2 separate regions of the Homo sapiens genome follow, and region 1 is linked to region 2. A link is an interaction called in ENCODE POLR2A ChIA-PET data of the cell type or tissue named here. Cell type or tissue: Panc1. All regions are shown on one strand. Links, peaks and the distances in the headings refer to the core of each region. The heading gives the core; the rest is flanking DNA. Region 1 overlaps USP24 (ubiquitin specific peptidase 24). Region 2 overlaps MIR4422HG (MIR4422 host gene).

Region 1 (10,422 bases), core at 6,423-10,422, 55 kb before region 2:
CTTGCCCATTTATTTCAAAGTCAATACAGAGTTTTGCTTTTGAATTTTAATTCTCTTGCATGAAAGCACTTTGTTTAAAAGAAAAATTTTATTTGGTCCTCTACTTTTCATAATTACAAGGGTAGGTCAAATGGTGCCGAGCAAGGTAAAAACCTGAGATCAATTCCAGTATTACTGTTTTCTAGCTGTGTGGCCTTGAACAAATTTACCTGAGTTCTCAACGGCTCAGTTCTCTTATCTCTAAAGAGGCATAACTCTTACCTACTTCATACAAATGTTATGAGGATTAAAAGATATAACAAATATAAAAGCATTTTATAAATGGTAAGGCATTATTAATATATCTTGATGGCTGGCTGTCCATATTAATATTTCTGGAACCTAAGAAATGAATGCTGTATTGCACGGATTCTAACATACATATCCTTTTAATATTTTTTAACATCTCAGAAATAGGATAATTTTTTTCTACCTGTTGACTAGATGACAGCAGGACTCAGAATGTGAAAAAAAATCTTAGAAATATCTTAACAGTTTATTTGGCTTACATTTTCCTTTTTGGTATGTACAAAATAATATTTTTTTTTAATTGTTTAAGCAAATCTAAATTAGCTCTAAGTTTTAAGACATTAAACTGTTTACTTTGTAGCTATGTTTCTTAAACATAAAACATCAAATATAAAACAATGGTACAAATCTTATAATTAGATACTTTCTTAGATTCCTTAAAAAGTAGAGAAATTGAATGCCCTTAATTCTCAGTCTTCTGGTCTTTGGGGAAGTGTAGAACAAGTGCCAGAACAAGAAATGAAAAATCAAAGGATTTCACTTAAATTGGTATGGTGGTTTCATGTTTTTGTAAGATTTTTCAAAGGGAAAATACTATGCAACAAATATTCAAAGGGAAAATACTATACAACAAAAATTTCATCTTGGCTTCACTGAGAACCTCTTTAAAAAGAGCAGGCTGGAAGAGCCCAAACTGTAATAGCTGCAGAGAAAAACCTCGGTTCCAGATTTTCTAAATACTAATTAGCCGCACTACTTGCTCAAATTAGCAGAAGTCATAAGACTGATTTTATGTAAACCAGTAAGTTACTATTTTTTGCAGAATTTTTTTTGCCTGACTATATATTCCTCCTATAGTTAAAAATTAAATAATAAAGCAAAACAAAGCAGAGATTACCAATTAAGAAGCTTCAAGTGACTACAAAATAAAAATGTATGTGGATTAAGCAGCAATCCCTCTGGCACCATTCCATTTGCTCATTTTTCACTTTGAAAATGCAATTCTGCCTACATTCTAGAAGAGATAGGGAAAGGCAGGCAGTACCTTGTGAAGAAGATGCACACAAGGTTTAAACATAACCATGCACTATGGTCAAACCTGAATTATCTTCTCTGCCTGAATACACTAGTAAAAATCCAGGCTAGCCTGAAGGTAAAAGGTGAAGAAGGTGGAAATGACAACAAAGCTCCTTTGTGCACCTTATTTATGTAATCACATATCATTCATACCCTTACTTCTAAAAGAAAATGTGTGACAGCTCGTGAGAAAAGCCTGGGGAATTGGGGAGAGGGATGGTCATCGAACCGAGAAACACAGCTAGGTAAGTAGTACCAATTATATCAAATCCTACTGAGTTTTCTGGCAGACAAGCCTAAAGGCACACAGAACTCTAGCTCTTCTGATTTAATAAAAGAAAGTATGCCTAATTGACGGGGAGGAGAACCTTTTTAATAGCTCTAAAGTGCAAAAGAATTTAATATTTTTACTTTAACAAAACTGAATAATATAAGGCATGGTACCTTTGTACTCACAGTTTTACAGAAAAATGACCAACCATGTGACCATTTATTATACTGCTCCTAACAGCTGAAGGCATGAGACAAAACAGTTTTCTGAAGTATCTCTGTACAGAGTTAGAGTATTATATTCCAAATATGCAACTTGCTGGTGAATGGACTGGATACACGGATTTCTGGATCTGGAGATCCTCAACCTTGAATAAGTCCTTTTCCACAACTCTGAATACACTTTTCCTTTTAAGTTTATGCATCCACTGTGATGTGTGTCACAGTATGTTACAATATAACAATTTTGCTATTTTTATTTTACTTTTTTTAAATTTTGTAGAGACAGGGGTCTCACATGTTGCCCAGGCTGGTCTGAAACTCCTGGCCTCAAGATGTCCTCCCGCTTTTGGCCTCACAAAGTGCTGGGATTATAGTGCGAAGCACTGGGCCTAGCCAATTTTGGATTTTTTAAAAGCTGCTGTAATTCTTAAAAGCTTAAAATTATTTTAAACTACAAACTGATGGATGAGCTAATCTAAAATGAAGATAAATCTTCATTTCATATAATCTTTGCCCAAATGACAATTTGAAAAGATTTCTCCATTTTTTAAAAAATGAAGCTACTTTTGCTTCTAAAATTAATTATATATATATTTTTTAAGGCTTGAATCAAGGGAGATTCTGCCTACCAAAATGCAACTGGGAATAACTATTTGCAAATGAACTCTTTGTTTTACTGGGTCTCTTTTTTTTTTTTTTTTTTTTTTTTTGAGACGGAGCCTCGCACTGTCACGCGGGCTGGAGTGCAATGGTGTGATCTTGGCTCACTGCAACCTCCACCTCCCGGGTTCAACAGATTCTCCTGCCTCAGCCTCCTGCGTAGCTGGGATTATAGGTGCCCACCACCAGGCCCAGCTAATTTTTTGCATTTTTAGTAGAGATAGGGTTTCACTATGTTGGCCAGGCTGGTCTTGAACTCCTAACCTTGTGATCTGCCTGCCTTGGCCTCCCAAGGTGCTGGGATTACAGGCGTGAGCAATTGCACCCGGCCTTAACTGGGTCTTAAGATAAACGCAAACATTACCCATCTGTAGTTCTAGTGACTTATTTACATATTGGACAAAAATGGGTGTCAAAATCCAGCAGTTAAGCCAGCAAAAGAATCATTCATTGCAACTTTTCTGAGCTCTTTCTATGAGCTAGGCACTTAGTTATATGCTGGGGGAAAGGGCAGTATGTTAACAGACACAGTCCTTGCTCTAATGAGGATTCAAGGCTCATCTGCTAAAAAGGGAGGCTGATTCAGTCTGTTTTTAGAAACACAATTCTTGTGATCTCCCATTCCCATTGTTAAGAAACACTGCTTTCTAAGAGATGTGACCCAAATGGAAGTAGGCATATCACTCTGGCTCTAATAGAGATGGTGCCTTATGCATGTCAGTGAGAATACCTAGTCAATCTTTTAGTAGTTTAAAATGTCTTCTCCTGTCTCACACACTTAAAATGGCTCATATTTTGATAAGTGTATACTGTCTTTCTAAGTGCCACAAGCCTTTGTTTACTAATATGTGCAATATCCTAGTATAATTAAGTCTTAATCTATTAAGTCTAGTATAATTAAGTCTTAATCTATTCTTTAGCAATTAAATAGTAGGAAGTATTTATTATTAATAAAAGTTATATTTAACCAAAGACACATACAGACAATATAAAAGAAGTAAATCATTTATAAGCCCCAAATTCAGAGTTCCGTTTTTCATATTAGAGGATTCCTCAGTTAAACAAGATTCATAAACTGGTCTTATACATAAAAAACTAAAATTAAAACAAAAAGCTTCTCTTCCTTCACCCTGCCCCCACCCCGACACACACAAAATATCACAGCAGCACATTTTTCTTACCTTTTTAAATGCTTCAGGCATACACCTGTCCATAAACCTTCTACAATTCTCATCAGACTCGGAAAGACCTTAGTAAAATGCATGAAATAATATACTTTATTTAAGTCAGACTCAGAAAGACCTTAGTAAAATGAATGAAATAATACACGTTATTTAGGTCTTTGGTAGTTCGTAAAAATCATATACATCATTCTAAATCCATACATATGGAACTATGTCATAGGAACCTTAGTTCTTACGAAATTATTAAAAGTAGAATATATACCTTTGATGAAGGAAAGGCTGAGAAATAACCATAGCATTAGATTAAATAAATACCAATTGAACTGAAATGATTGAACTTACATTTCCATGTCAGAGTAACTTCAATGATCTGATTAAATAGCTAATAAAACACCAACAGCAGCTACTTACTAGCCATTATTATTTCCCTAAAAAGTTCTATAGAAACACAAATATTTTCTAATCCCAGAACTTTGGGAGGCCGAGGCAAGAGGATCACTTGAGCCCAAGAGTTTGAGACCAGCCTGGGCGACACAGTGAAACCCCGTCCCTACAAAAAATAAAAAGCTGGGTGTGGTGGTGCTTGCCTGTTGTCCCGGCTACTTGGGAGGCTGAGGTAGGAGGATCACTTAAGCCTGGGAGGTTGAGGCTGCAGTGAGACATGACTACGCCATTGCACTGCAGCCTAAGCAACCCTGTCTCAAAAATCAAAAACCAAAAAAAAAAAAACAACAAAAACAAAAACAAAAACCAAAAAACCACACAAATATTTGCAATAAATGCCTAAATTACTCTTCTTCCCTAAAACAAACCAATGAACTCCATTACACAGATTTGTGTCTGGCACAATTCACATAGTAAGTGATAAATACTTGCTAAGTTAATGAATAAGTTCCCTGTAAAATCATCTTTTGGAAAAAGTACATTTCTTTATTAAACTCAATAATAGGTTTTGCTTATCATTGGGAATACTGCTAAACACACTCTCTTTTTTTCAGACCCACTGCCTAGCATAGTACCTAGATCCTAACAGGTGCTCAATAAATGCTACTGCTGAGAAGCCAGTCAGAAATACACCATATTCTGGCCATATTCATTTCATAACTGAATTCAATATGAAAAAATAAGTTATTTTCTCTTTTTTTAGTACAGGTGTTCATACTGACACCCACTCTTCCAACCTATTGATATTTTATTATTTTAATAGCTTGATATTTATAAAGCTTAAAACAATGTCAGGTACTTAATAAGCACAAGTTTGTTAAATAAATATAACTTTCTTCTCTTAAAAAAAAAGCTGTTGAATTGATGAGCCTTAATTTAAAGTACTCCAAGCTTCTGTGGAAAAAGTTAATTTCAATTTCCATTAAGCTTTTCAATTATATTTTAAATAATCTTATACTCTATCAAAGGTAGAAGAAAACAATTAATTTGGTTCAAAGCTTTTCTTCTGCAGGAGATAAGTGAAGACTAAGAGAATAAATGATCTGTCCAATAACACACAGCTAGGCAACAACAAAGGCTAAGATTAAACTCAGGCCTTCTATGAAACAAATGTCCTCATGTGTTCTAAGGTCTGAAAACTTACCAAGTCTTGCTAGGTAGGTAGATGCCAACAGGCATTTGCCTAGTGATTCTTCTCGCTTGTAAGGGATGGACCAATGATCAGTCAAAACACGGCTTTCCAGTTCATATAAATTTGTTGTAGGGAATTCAATTCCTTCCCCTGAGCAGTTTCCATTCTCATCATTCTTCTGACGAAAAGGGATTAAGATAAAAAGCAAATAAAACTAATTAGTGATTACTCTAAAAATTTCCTATGTAACACAGAGCAGATACTGAATCAATGGTAGCTATTAATACCAATAGCATGGATTCTACCTTTCTTTCCTATAATCACATCTTTCACCAAGAATATCTCAAATATTCTCAACTTTTATCATTTTGGCATCTCTACTCGCTCGCTTAGAAGGTGACCTCATCTCTTTCGTTAAAAATGAACTGTCCAGGCCGGGCGCAGTGGCTCACACCTGTAATCCCAGCACTTTGGGAGGCCGAGACGGGTGGATCACGAGGTCAGGAGATCGAGACCATCGTGGCTAACACGGTGAAACCCCGTCTCTATTAAAAATACAAAAAAATTAGCCAGGTGTAGTGGCGGGCGCCTGTAGTCCCAGCTACTCGGGAGGCTGAGGCAGGAGAATGGCGTGAACCCGGGAGGCGGAGCTTGCAGTGAGCAGAGAGCTGAGATTGCACCACTGTACTCCAGCCTGGGCAACAGAGTGAGACTCCGTCTCAAAATAAATAAATAAATAAATAAATAAATAAATAAATAAATAAATAAATAAATAAAAAGAACTGTCTAGGCCGGACATGGTGGCTCATGCCTGTAACCCTAGCACTTTGGGAGGCTGAGGTGGGAGGATCACTTGAGCTCAGGAGTTCAAGACCAGCCTGAGCAACAGAGTGAGAGCCTGTCTCTCTACAAAACAAAACAAAACAAACAACAACAACAACAAAAAACTGCCCATTTCTCATGATAAAATATCAAATGCTTGCCTTCATCAACAACCCTCCTGTCTTCACATTTCTTTTCTCACTGAGGGGATAAATTCTTCAAAGAGGTATCTATATTTGCCATCTTCATCTCCACACCACTGACTCATTCCTGACAACACCCCAATCTGGATTCCAGAGTCCCTATTCTCCAAAATGGCTACTGTTAAGGTCATCACTGAACTTTATTTCACTAAATCCAATTAAGTCTCAGTCCTAACCTTACCTCTCAGGAGTATCGGACCTTCTGCCCACTCCCTCCTCTTGAAATGCTGGCTTCTTTTCCCTGCCTCCTAGAACAGCACACTCTCTGTTCTCCTCCCATGGGTCTGGCTGTTCTAGTCTGTCTCCTCTTCTGGTACATCTTCATCTTCCTAGTCATCAAATACTTCAGTTCCTCAAACCCCAGTGCTAAGCCGCCTTCTCTTTTTGTTCCTGTCGATTTCTCTGGTTGACCATATCCACACTCCAGATGTCAATTACCTCCTATCTGTAGATGACTCATACATTTCTATCTCCAGCTTAGACTTCTCCTCTGAGCTTCAGACCCACAAATGCAACTGCCTATTTGACATCTTCTCTAATTCAATGTTTGCCCCAAACCAAATTCATGATCCTTCCCCCGTAAATCCTGGTCCCCTTCTTGTGTTCTTCATCCCAGTGAATGGCACCAGATTCATCTAGTAGCATAGCCAGAAGCCAGGGGATCATTCTTAACATTTTGTTCTCCCATCCCCATTCCCAGGACCTGGTGATTGGACCTCATACATTTCTCTCCAATTCCATTCTTAACACTTGGTTCTCCCATCCCCATCCCCAGGACCTGGTGATTGGACCTCATACATTTCTCTCCAATTCCTCTACTTCTGTCCATCTCCACAGCTACCACCTAGCCCTGGTTTATGCCTAGATTACTTCACCAGCTCCCTAACTGGGCTCCATCTGCCTCATACACACATTTACTCTTCATACTGATCTTCATAAAGCACTAATCTGACGTTAACCTTAAAATCTTCATGGCTTTTCTCTGTTCTTAAGATAAGCCTAAATCATGTTTAAAATATTTTACAAGGCCTTGAATGGTCTATCCCCTAACTGTCTCTCTCTAGCTTTCTGCACTCCAGATCATTTCTCTGGGATTTAGCTTCTTGTCAGGCATAATGCTTCATGTATCGGACTATTTTCCCAAAAGGCCACAGCAGTATTTCTGGCCCCACATACTCTTCCAGAACCTTGTCTCTCTTCATAATAAAGTGGCATTTACTTCCCCTGGATCTGAACCAGGGTGGAACTGTGTGTGTGCATGCCTCGGTGAATAGAATACAGCAGAAAGAGACATGTCTAAGCCTAGGTCATGAAAGGCACTACAGCTTCCTCCTGGTTCTCTCTTGGGACACCCCCTCCTGCAACATGGACACCATGTCCTGAGGGAACCCAGGCTAAATGCAGAGGGCCCGTATGGTTGTTTTGTCCAATAGACTCACTAAGGTCTCATTGGACAACCAGCCCCTGAAGGCCAGAGGAGGAGCCTTCACATGAGTCCAGCCTACAGTCATCAAGTCATCCCCAGACTTAGTCTTCCAGCTGAGGTTCTCAGTATCATGGAGCAGAGATAAACTGCTGTCTGAATCCCATCCCCACAGAATCTACGGGCACAATCAATGGTTGCTTTACGCCACTATTCCTGAACTCATCTTTCTGTTCTCTTTAACCTACTTAACTCCTACACATCTTTAATTCTTTCAGGGAAGCCTTTCCAGAATTTCTAAAATAGACAAATTCCTTCAGTTATCATATACCCTTACCATCCTCAACCTCTCCTTCACAGCACTACTCACAGGTGTAATTTTACATTTATCTGTGATTTGTTTGCCCCTCACTAGACCAAGCTGCCTAAGGGCATGGACCTTATCTATTTTTGACCACCTCTGTATCTCTAGAAGCTGGCACCTAGCATAAAGTAGGTATTTAATAAATATTGTTAAATGGAAAAATAATCCATATAAAGCTTCAACTATTAATAGGGTAACTGCCAGACTTTCCTTCAGTTCTCACCATGCTAATTTGTAACAAAGCAAACAGGACCCCAAATTGCCTAATACGCACACTAGTTTGTATTTTTTTTTTTTGGAAACCTACATATCCTCACAATTTACTATATAATTTAATCATTACAAAATAAAATAATCCCATTTAAAAATCATGTTTAACCTCAATGAAGAAAAAGATCATAAATATAAAGCAGAAATCATAAAACACAGAAGAAAACTAACTTCAATGCCATATCAATGATATCTAAAGAAATCCAACACATTTCTCCCCCCACCCCAACAAAGTCTGTAACTAAATAAAACAAAAAACAGGAAGGTAATTAAGCATAGAAGACAATGTAAATTGGACAAGGGTAGAAGGAGGGGGTGATGAACTAAGTACGCTTAGAATCACAATGCATGGGAAAAATTCAGTTTTTAAAGCGTAACACTTTTCAGAAATACATTTAATTCATAAGTACTATAAGTAAGCCAATTTCACTTAAAGGAACCTGATAGGACTCAAATAGTAAAAAATTTAGCATAGTTTTAAATCTGCACACATGTGAAATGCTTAAATTTATTACCTTAGGATTAAAGTGGAATTAAGTCATATAAAAACAAAAAATTTCACTTGGCTGATTCCTAAGTGGGTATACGTCATTACTATGGAGTATCTATCATTAATTTCTATAGAGTTAATATATCAAATCATACATAAAATCATCAAATGTACTCAGTAGATGTAAAAACTAGAGCCTCTTTGGTGAAAGAAACAAAAGTCCCCTAGCATCATCAGTGTTAAGGACTGAATTGTGTCTACTCCCCCAAATCCAAGTCATCAATTGAAGCCCTAACTCTCAATGTGACTATATTTGGAGATAGTGCCTTTAAGGAGATAAACAAGGTTAAATGAGGTCATAAGGGTAGGGCCCTAATCCAATAAAACTTGTGTCTTAATGAGAAGGGGAAGGGACATCAGAGATCTCCCTGTTTGTCAGTGCACAGAGGAAAGGCCAGGTGAGGACACAGCAAGAAGGCAGCCCAGAAGAGAATCCTCACCAGAAACCAACTCTAATGACTTCTTTTTTATTTTTATTTTTTTTGAGACGGAGTCTCGCTCTGCTGCCAGGCTGGAGTGTAGTGGCACAATCTCAGCTCACAGCAACTTCCGCTTCCCGGGTTCAAGCGATTCTCCTGCCTCAGCCTCCCAAGTAGCTGGGACTATAGGCATGTGCCACCACGCCCGGCTAATTTTTGTATTTTTAGTAGAGACGGGGTTTCACCATGTTGGCCAGGATGGTCTCGATCTCTTGACCTCATCGTGATATGCCCACCTTGGCCTCCCAAAGTGCTGGGATTGCAGGCGTGAGCCATTGCGCCCGGCCTCTAATGACTTCTTGATCTTGGACTTCTAGCCCCAACTGTAAGAAAATAAGTTTCTGTAGTTTAAGCCACCCAGTCTGTGGTATTTTGTTATGGCAGCCTGTTGAGGCTGATTCTGAGGTGGGTGTAGTTCATTACCATGGGATATCCATCATTAATTTCTACAGAAATTAATAAATCAAACAACATATGAAATCGTCAAATGTACCTAGCAGATATTAAATCTAAGGGGGAGCAAGGGGGGAGATCTTATTATGTGCCTCCTGATATGGTGCACTGTAAACAGCACAATTCTCACTTCTTTGATATTCCCACCAAAAATGTATAACCTGAATCTAATAATGAGAAAACCCGAAATGAAAAACAGTCTTTTATTTTTTTTGAGACAGAGCCTCACTTTGTCACCCAGGCTGGAGTGCAGTGGCACCATCTTGGCTCACTGCAGCCTCCATCTCCTGGGTTCAAGCAATTCTCATGCCTCACCCTCCCGAGTAGCTGGGACTACAAGCGCATACCACCATGTCCAGCTCATTTTTGTATTTTTAGTAGAGAGAGACAGGGTTTCGCCATGTTGGTCAGGCTGGTCTTGAACTCCTGACCGCAAGTGATCTGCCCGCCTGGGCCTCCCAAAGTGCTGGGATTACAGGTGTGAGCCACCGTGCCTGGCCAAAAAACAGTCTAAAAATGGTCTAGCCTCTATTCCTAAAAAATGCCAGAGTCACCAAAGACAAGTACACTAGACAAATACG
Region 2 (6,810 bases), core at 1-4,000:
CACACCAAAGAAAGTGCCACTGCCTCCTCCTCCTCAGTGGATGCCACCAAGCCCCGAGGAGGACAACCTTTTCCTTAATCTCCTTGAAACCCAGGCAAACTTTGACAAAAGGAAAGGTGTTTCCAGTGTGTTGTTAACTGAACCTTGGTTGCTTGGCAGTATGCAGTTCTTGTCTAATTTACCCCAAGGAAATGTCTGTGTGATGTATTTTTAATTTGCTGAAGAAGGATAAGTGTTCAAACCTTTGTACATTTATGCTGAAATTAATTTTTCAAAGTCCACATAACTTCAGTGCTGTGGGATAGTCCTTAAGAACAGAAATTATGACCAACCATAATAAATGACACATTTTTGTGAAATGTCATCTCTCATAAAGTTGTTGTGAAACTTAAAGAGGATGAAGCTTGGAAACCACCCAGCACCATGCTTGGCATATGAGTTGCCTTTCCTCTTATTCCCTTTCTAGCTCTTGGGGTAATAGAAGCTACAAGACGTAAAATTCCTGTGTGTATGGGGTAGGAATAGCTTTGGCTGTAAATAACAGAAAACTCAACACAAGAGCATAAAGAAAGAAGATCGGCCAGGCCTGGTGTCTCACGCCTGTAATCCCAGCACTTTGGGAGGCTGAGGCGGGTGGATCACCTGAGGTCAGGAGTTTGAGACCAGCCTGGCCAACGTGGTGAAGCCCCGTCTCTGCTAAAAATACAGAATTTAGCCGGTGTGCTGATGTGCGACTATAATCCCAGTTACCAGGGAGACTGAGGCAGGAGAATTGCTTGAACTTGGGAGGAGGAGGGTGCAGTGAACTGAGATTGTACCACTGCACTCCAGCCTGGATGACAGATGACAGAGCAAGACTCTGTCTCAAAAAAAAAAAAAAAAATCTTTTTCCCTCACAAGTCTGATGTTGGAATCTGGAATCTGTGGGTTTGGTTTTAGTCTGGGAGCCCACTAAACCTATGGCTAATAGTTGTTCAATTCTCCTGGCCTTTTCTTCAGGCATATTGGTAAATAGAGGTAGCCAAGGGAGAAAATGGTCAAGAATGGGTCTTGGGTCATCTAACTTGTAATATTTGCTACACTGAAGCTTTCAGTGTAATTCTTAGCTGTTCTGCAAAGCTGGGGAGGGAGTTGGAGTTGGTGGTCAGTTAGCAAGAGTCAACTTTGCTTTCTCCCCTTTGTGTAACTAAAAGACCCAGTAGAGCACAGTCAGATCCCATCTGGAACATATAGGGGTGTGTTAAGCTGCACAGTCAGTAGGAAGCCATTTCATGGGAGCCAATTGTTAAATTTTTAGGAATTTTGTGAGCCAGCTGATAAACAGACATTATTAAAAGTTGAATTATAGGCTGGGTGCAGTGGCTCACGCCTGTAATCCCAGCACTTTTGGAGGCCGAGGGCGGCGGATCACCTGAGGTCAGGAGTTCGAGACCAGCCTGGCCAACATGGCGAAACCCCATCTCTACTAAGAATACAAAAATTAGCCGGGTGTGGTGGCACATGCCTGTAATCCCAGCTACTTGGGAGGCTGAGGCAGGAGAACGGTGTGAACCTGGGAGGCGGAGCTTGCAGGGAGCCAAGATTGCGCCACTGCACTCCAGCCTGGGCGACAGAACAAGACTGTCTCAAAAAAAAAAAAATTGAATTATATGAACTTATAATTAAATGAAGTGCATACAAAAAGATAATAAATACTCAAACACCATCACAAATAATACTCAAATGCTACATTTTACTATTAACTATGCTCTTGGGGATATTTATGTCTACTGTATCTGTATGGTATTTTTAAAATGTGTTACTGTGCATTTCTTCCCATCTCTAAGTTTAGTAGTAGTATGTTGATGGCTTCAAATTGGCCATGGGAGTATTTAAACCAAAAGAAATCAGCAAATGCCACAAATCTGTCAATTATTTATTTGAGAGAATTAGTTGCTGAACATTCACCAGCACACCACTGGGCTCAATCCTAAAAATCAGTAATTTGGAGACAGGATGGAAGTGCATGTACATTTGGGATAATTAAGTAGGAATTTCAAAACGATTTTCAGATCCTTGCCAGAGATAAAACACAAACAAGTGGTTTCTTGTGTTCGAAACTAATGCAATAAGAATGCGCTTCATAGGCTGCTTTCGTTTTGCAGGGATACAGAGAGAAGTGTCATTTCCTCAGCTCTTGGTACTTAAGAGTCATTCCCAAACAACAGTGTTCATTGTCACTATCATCCTTAATAAAAACTCACTGCACCTCTACTATGAGTGAGATTCTGAGCTTAACCAAGTGACATAAAAGATGACCTCTGTTTTCAAGGAGCTGATGATTAAACTAGAATATTCACAGAAAAAAATAAATGAGAGAAGTCTATTCTGAATGCTTCATACTTTCTCTTCATAGCACTTACCTTGATTTGTAAATATACACATACACACAAATATTTATATTTATATATTTGTGTATATATTATATCTATACACACACACATACATAGTGTATACTTGCGTAAATGTTTGTTTCATATTGTGTCTTCTATTAGCCCACAAGTTCCATTGGGGTGGCAGCTGCATCTCATTGTTCACAGCAGCGTCCTTGTATCTGCTCAGTGTCTGGCAGATAGTAGGTACTCAATTAATGTTTGTGGAATGTACATAAATAAAAGAAATGAACATTATGGACAATTGGAGCTATAAGAGATGAGAGGAAGGAACACTTAGCAATGACTGGAATGATTGGAAAGGCTTTAAGGAGGTGCTAGGACTTGAGTAGGACTTCGAAGGAAGGGTAAGGCATAAATTAGTTACATGACACATTCTACAGAAGATATGTAAGCCTGGAATGGAAAGTTTATTCCTTTTGTTGGAGTTGGAACAAACCCAGTGGAGCTTCTGGGTTAGGGTCACCAGGGTTATATTCAACTGAACTGTGGTATTACCTGGACTCGAAGGAGCTAGATGCAATTTGAGAAGCAAATGCAGATCAAGGCCCGGAAAGGAACTCAAGGTTGAGTGAAAAGAACGATATCCATTCAGAGATCTAAAGGACAATTTTGAGGTCGCACCTAAGAGACTAGGGAAGCAAAAAAATGCAGGATGGCAAGCAAGGCTGGAAGAGGCAGAGTTTTATTTAGCCTGTGCTCTTCTTCTTCTTTTTTGCCAAGTAAGTTTGGTTTATTAGAACATAACACACTTTAAGCTTGTTAGAAACTTACTTACACATAAAATAAACAGAGCTTAGAATGTTTTCGTTTTATTATTATTTTAAATTAGAGACGGGATCTTGCTATGCTTCCCAGACTGGTCTCAAACTTCTGGACTGAAGTGATCCTCCTGCCTTGGCTTCCTAAAGTGTTGGGATCATAGGCATCTGCCACCAGCCCCGACCTAGAATATTTTCTTTTCTTTCTTTTTTTTAAATTTTTTTGAGACAGAGTCTTACTCTGTCTCCCAGACTGGAGTGCAGTCTGGGTTCGAGCGATTCTCACCTCAGCCTCCGAAATAGATGGGCTTACAGGGATGTAAAAATTACCACGCCCTGCTAATTTTTGTACTTTTAGTAGAGACGGGGTTTCACCATGTTGGCCAGGGTGGTCTTGAACTCCTGGCCCCAAGTGATCTTTCCATCTCGGCCTCCCAAGGTGCTGGGATTATAGGTGTGAACCGCTGCACCCAGCCTAAAATATTTTCTTGATGGCTATTACAATAAGAAATAAAAATATAATAACTTTGTTTCCCCACTCTTTGTAGCCTCATTTCCCTCACTCCCTATTGGGCATTCAATATATAGTTCCAGATAGAATAAAATAAATCCTCAATACGAGATTAAGCTTAAAAGACTATTCAGGAAACCATTTTTTGAACAAAACTAAACCAGAACATGTTTCTCACAAATGCCAATTAAAGAAACAAGAAATAAAATCCCTATCATTATTAATATATTTAAATATAATGTGCATCTTGCCACAGGCTGCATTTTAGGATACTTATTTCAGATGTATTAGGGAAATTTTGGAAATACAAAAAAGATGAAAAATTAATGCTAAAGGAGTAATTATAAATCAAGACAGAAATGATATTATGGGCCAGGCGCAGGGACTCACGCCTGTAATCCCAGCACTTTGGGAGGCTGGGGCAGGCGGATCACCTGAGGTCAGGAGTTCAAGACCAGCCTGGCCAACATGGTGAAACCCTGTCTCTACTAAAAATACAAAATTAGCCAGAAGTGGTGGCACACGCCTGTCATCCCAGCTACTCGGGAGGCTGAGGCAGGAGAATCACTTGAACCCGGGAGGTGTAGGTTGCAGTGAGCTGAGATCATGCCATTGTACTCCAGCCTGGGCAAAAAGAGTGAAACTCCATCTCAAAAACAAACAAACAAAAATTATGGAAGCATTGTACACAAATCAAAGTGGGAAAATTGTTTTAGAAGTAGGTAAGTCAAGATAAGAAATATCAGAAAAAAAAAGCCCTTTCTTTTTTCAACCAAGATTTGCTAAAAGGTTTTTGTTGTCCAGTAATTCACATTGATCCACAAAGACAGCATTAAACAAAATAGGCTTAAACTGTAATATAAGATATTTAGGTTGCATAATACAAGATTTGTTTCAGTGAAGATTACTAACCAACAGAATTTTGGTATAATAAATATAAATGTCTTTTCATATATTTTTATTTTATTGAGCAAATGTAAGAGGGTTGATAATCTATCACATCTCTTCTATGCTTTTTGCTTCAGGGTATTTACAGATTTAACAGGGTTTTTTTCCTCTTGTTATTTATTCAATTATAATTAAAGACTTTACCTGCAGAAATAAGTCACATGAAATAACAATGGAAAATCTGAACAAAATTGATTACTTCCAAATATCATTTCACAAAACAACCATTCTGTCTTATGGTATATCCCAAATATATTAGGGAAAACAAGAATAAGATGATAATTCTTTATTTTCTTTCCTCTTACATCACAAAAAGTAAGCAAAAACAACAAATAAGAATCGCTACCAGGTGTGGTGGCTCATGCCTGTAATCCCAGCACTTTGGGAGGCCAAGGAGGGAGGATTGCTTGAACTCAGGAGTTGGAGATCAGCCTGGGCAACATAGCAAGAACTTGTCTCTACTAAGAAAATAAAAATGAAAAAATAAAAATAAAAAATCAGCTGGGCATGGTGACACATGCCTATAGTCCCAGCTATTTGGGATGTTGAGGTGGTAGGATCTCTTGAACCTGGGAGATCAAGGTTCCAGTGATCTGTGATCATGCCACTGCACTCCAGCCTGGGTGACAGAACGAGACCCTATCTCAAAAAAAAAAAAAAAAAAAAAAAAAAGAATTGCTAATGCAACCCATATTTTAAAGATTTATCCTGCATCTAGATGTCAAAGGAATAAAGGAGTGAACAAAAAGGGAACTATATTGATTCAGTGATTAAGGAATAAATGTTTTGTAGAAAACTTAAAGGTTTTCTTTTTTTTTTTTTGAGATGGAGTCTTGCTCTGTCGCCCAGGCTAGAGTGCAGTGGTACGATTTCGGCTCACTACAACCTCCGCCTCCTGGGTTCAAGCAATTTTCTGCGTCAGCCTCCTGAATAGCTGGGATTCCAGGCACCTGCCACCACACCCGGCTAAGTTTTGTATTTTTAGTAGAGATGGGGTTTCACCATCTTGGCCAGGCTGGTCTTGAACTTCTGACCACCTGCCTCGGCCTCCCAACGTGCTGGGATTATAGGCGTGAGCTACTGCGCCTGGCTGAAAACTTGAAGTATTTTTAGAAAAAGAGAAGAATTAAGTTTTCATAAAAGAAAATCTAAAACTAGAATGGGATAAAAGATTCCTAGGGCAGGTTGATAATATTCCAAGTGATGCTAAATACCTATTTATGGAAACAAATGGTTTTTTTCTTCTGTCGAGTTGCACCTATGCAAGACAGATGAGACAATGACTATGCACATTTACATTTTATGCTAAGACAAGGGAAGAATGAAAGCCTGGCTAGTTCTTGTACTTGTCTCTTTTTTAAAATATTAAGAAGAAAATGAAATGGAAAGAATGATTTAGAAAAGAAAAAAGGAGTATAGCTTGAGTACCATGAAGATGGCTCATTTAAGGAAGTGGTATAATGACAAGTTCAATAATTAAGATACTTTTCTTTTATTTCAGAGCCAACAAGAGGCAGTGTGCTCTAGAACAGCATTTCTTAAACATTTCTTAACCCCCTGGGGGTCATAAGAAGCCAATTCTCATTGAGCAGTTCTGGGGCAGGGCCTGATAGTCTGCATTTCTAGCAAGCTCCAAGGTAAAGCCATGCTTGCTGCTAGTCCAAGGCCAACACTTGGATCAGTAAAGCTGTAAAATTAATGTTAATCTAAGTCATAAAGAAGACAAATGAAAATGTCAGATAATTTTGTCCTAGGGAGAAGATTTAAAGCCCGGCTAATTTTTTGTATTTTTAGTAGAGACGGGGTTTCACCGTGTTAGCCAGGATGGTCTCGATCTCCTGACCTCGTGATCCGCCCGCCTCGGCCTCCCAAAGTGCTGGGATTACAGGCGTGAGCCACCGCGCCCGGCCGTACTCTTGATTTTTACATCCCATCGCCCTGCCCAGTTTTTCCCCCTCCTGCCTTTCCCATTTCATTGAATGGAATCTGTCTATTCTCCCTGGTACTCCTCATCCTTAATATTTCCCTTTCCTTCACCAGTCCTCCTTCCCACCAAGCCACAGCTAATCCAACAGCAAAACAAGTTCAATTAATTCTCTCTCTCTCTGTTTTTTTTTTTTTTGAGATGGAGTCTTGCTCTGTGGCCCAGGATGGAGTA

Evidence for each region. ChIA-PET counts read pairs that join two places held together with the same protein. Peaks named below come from ENCODE experiments on the same cell type or tissue, not always from the same donor. Only the 100,000 strongest peaks of a DNase experiment are listed, where the experiment ranks them.
Region 1: POLR2A ChIA-PET joins it to region 2 with 7 read pairs; 5 of 35 experiments call an interaction of 5 or more read pairs at or near these places.

The regions. Positions count from the first base shown.
Region 1 is chr1:55,172,678-55,183,099 of GRCh38, forward strand. It overlaps USP24 (ubiquitin specific peptidase 24), which reads right to left. Exons shown (of 68, transcript NM_015306.3): 2 at 5,290-5,455; 3 at 3,699-3,766. Among named protein-coding and RNA genes, the nearest start is that of USP24, 37 kb to the right of the region's middle. In Panc1, for the core only: no CTCF peak of the experiment used is centred there; no DNase peak of the experiment used is centred there.
Region 2 is chr1:55,233,814-55,240,623 of GRCh38, forward strand. It overlaps MIR4422HG (MIR4422 host gene), which reads left to right. Exons shown (of 2, transcript NR_146283.1): 2 at 1-364. Among named protein-coding and RNA genes, the nearest start is that of MIR4422, 12 kb to the left of the region's middle. RefSeq lists an enhancer at 6,491-6,810. In Panc1, for the core only: no CTCF peak of the experiment used is centred there; a DNase peak (open chromatin) is centred at 2,131.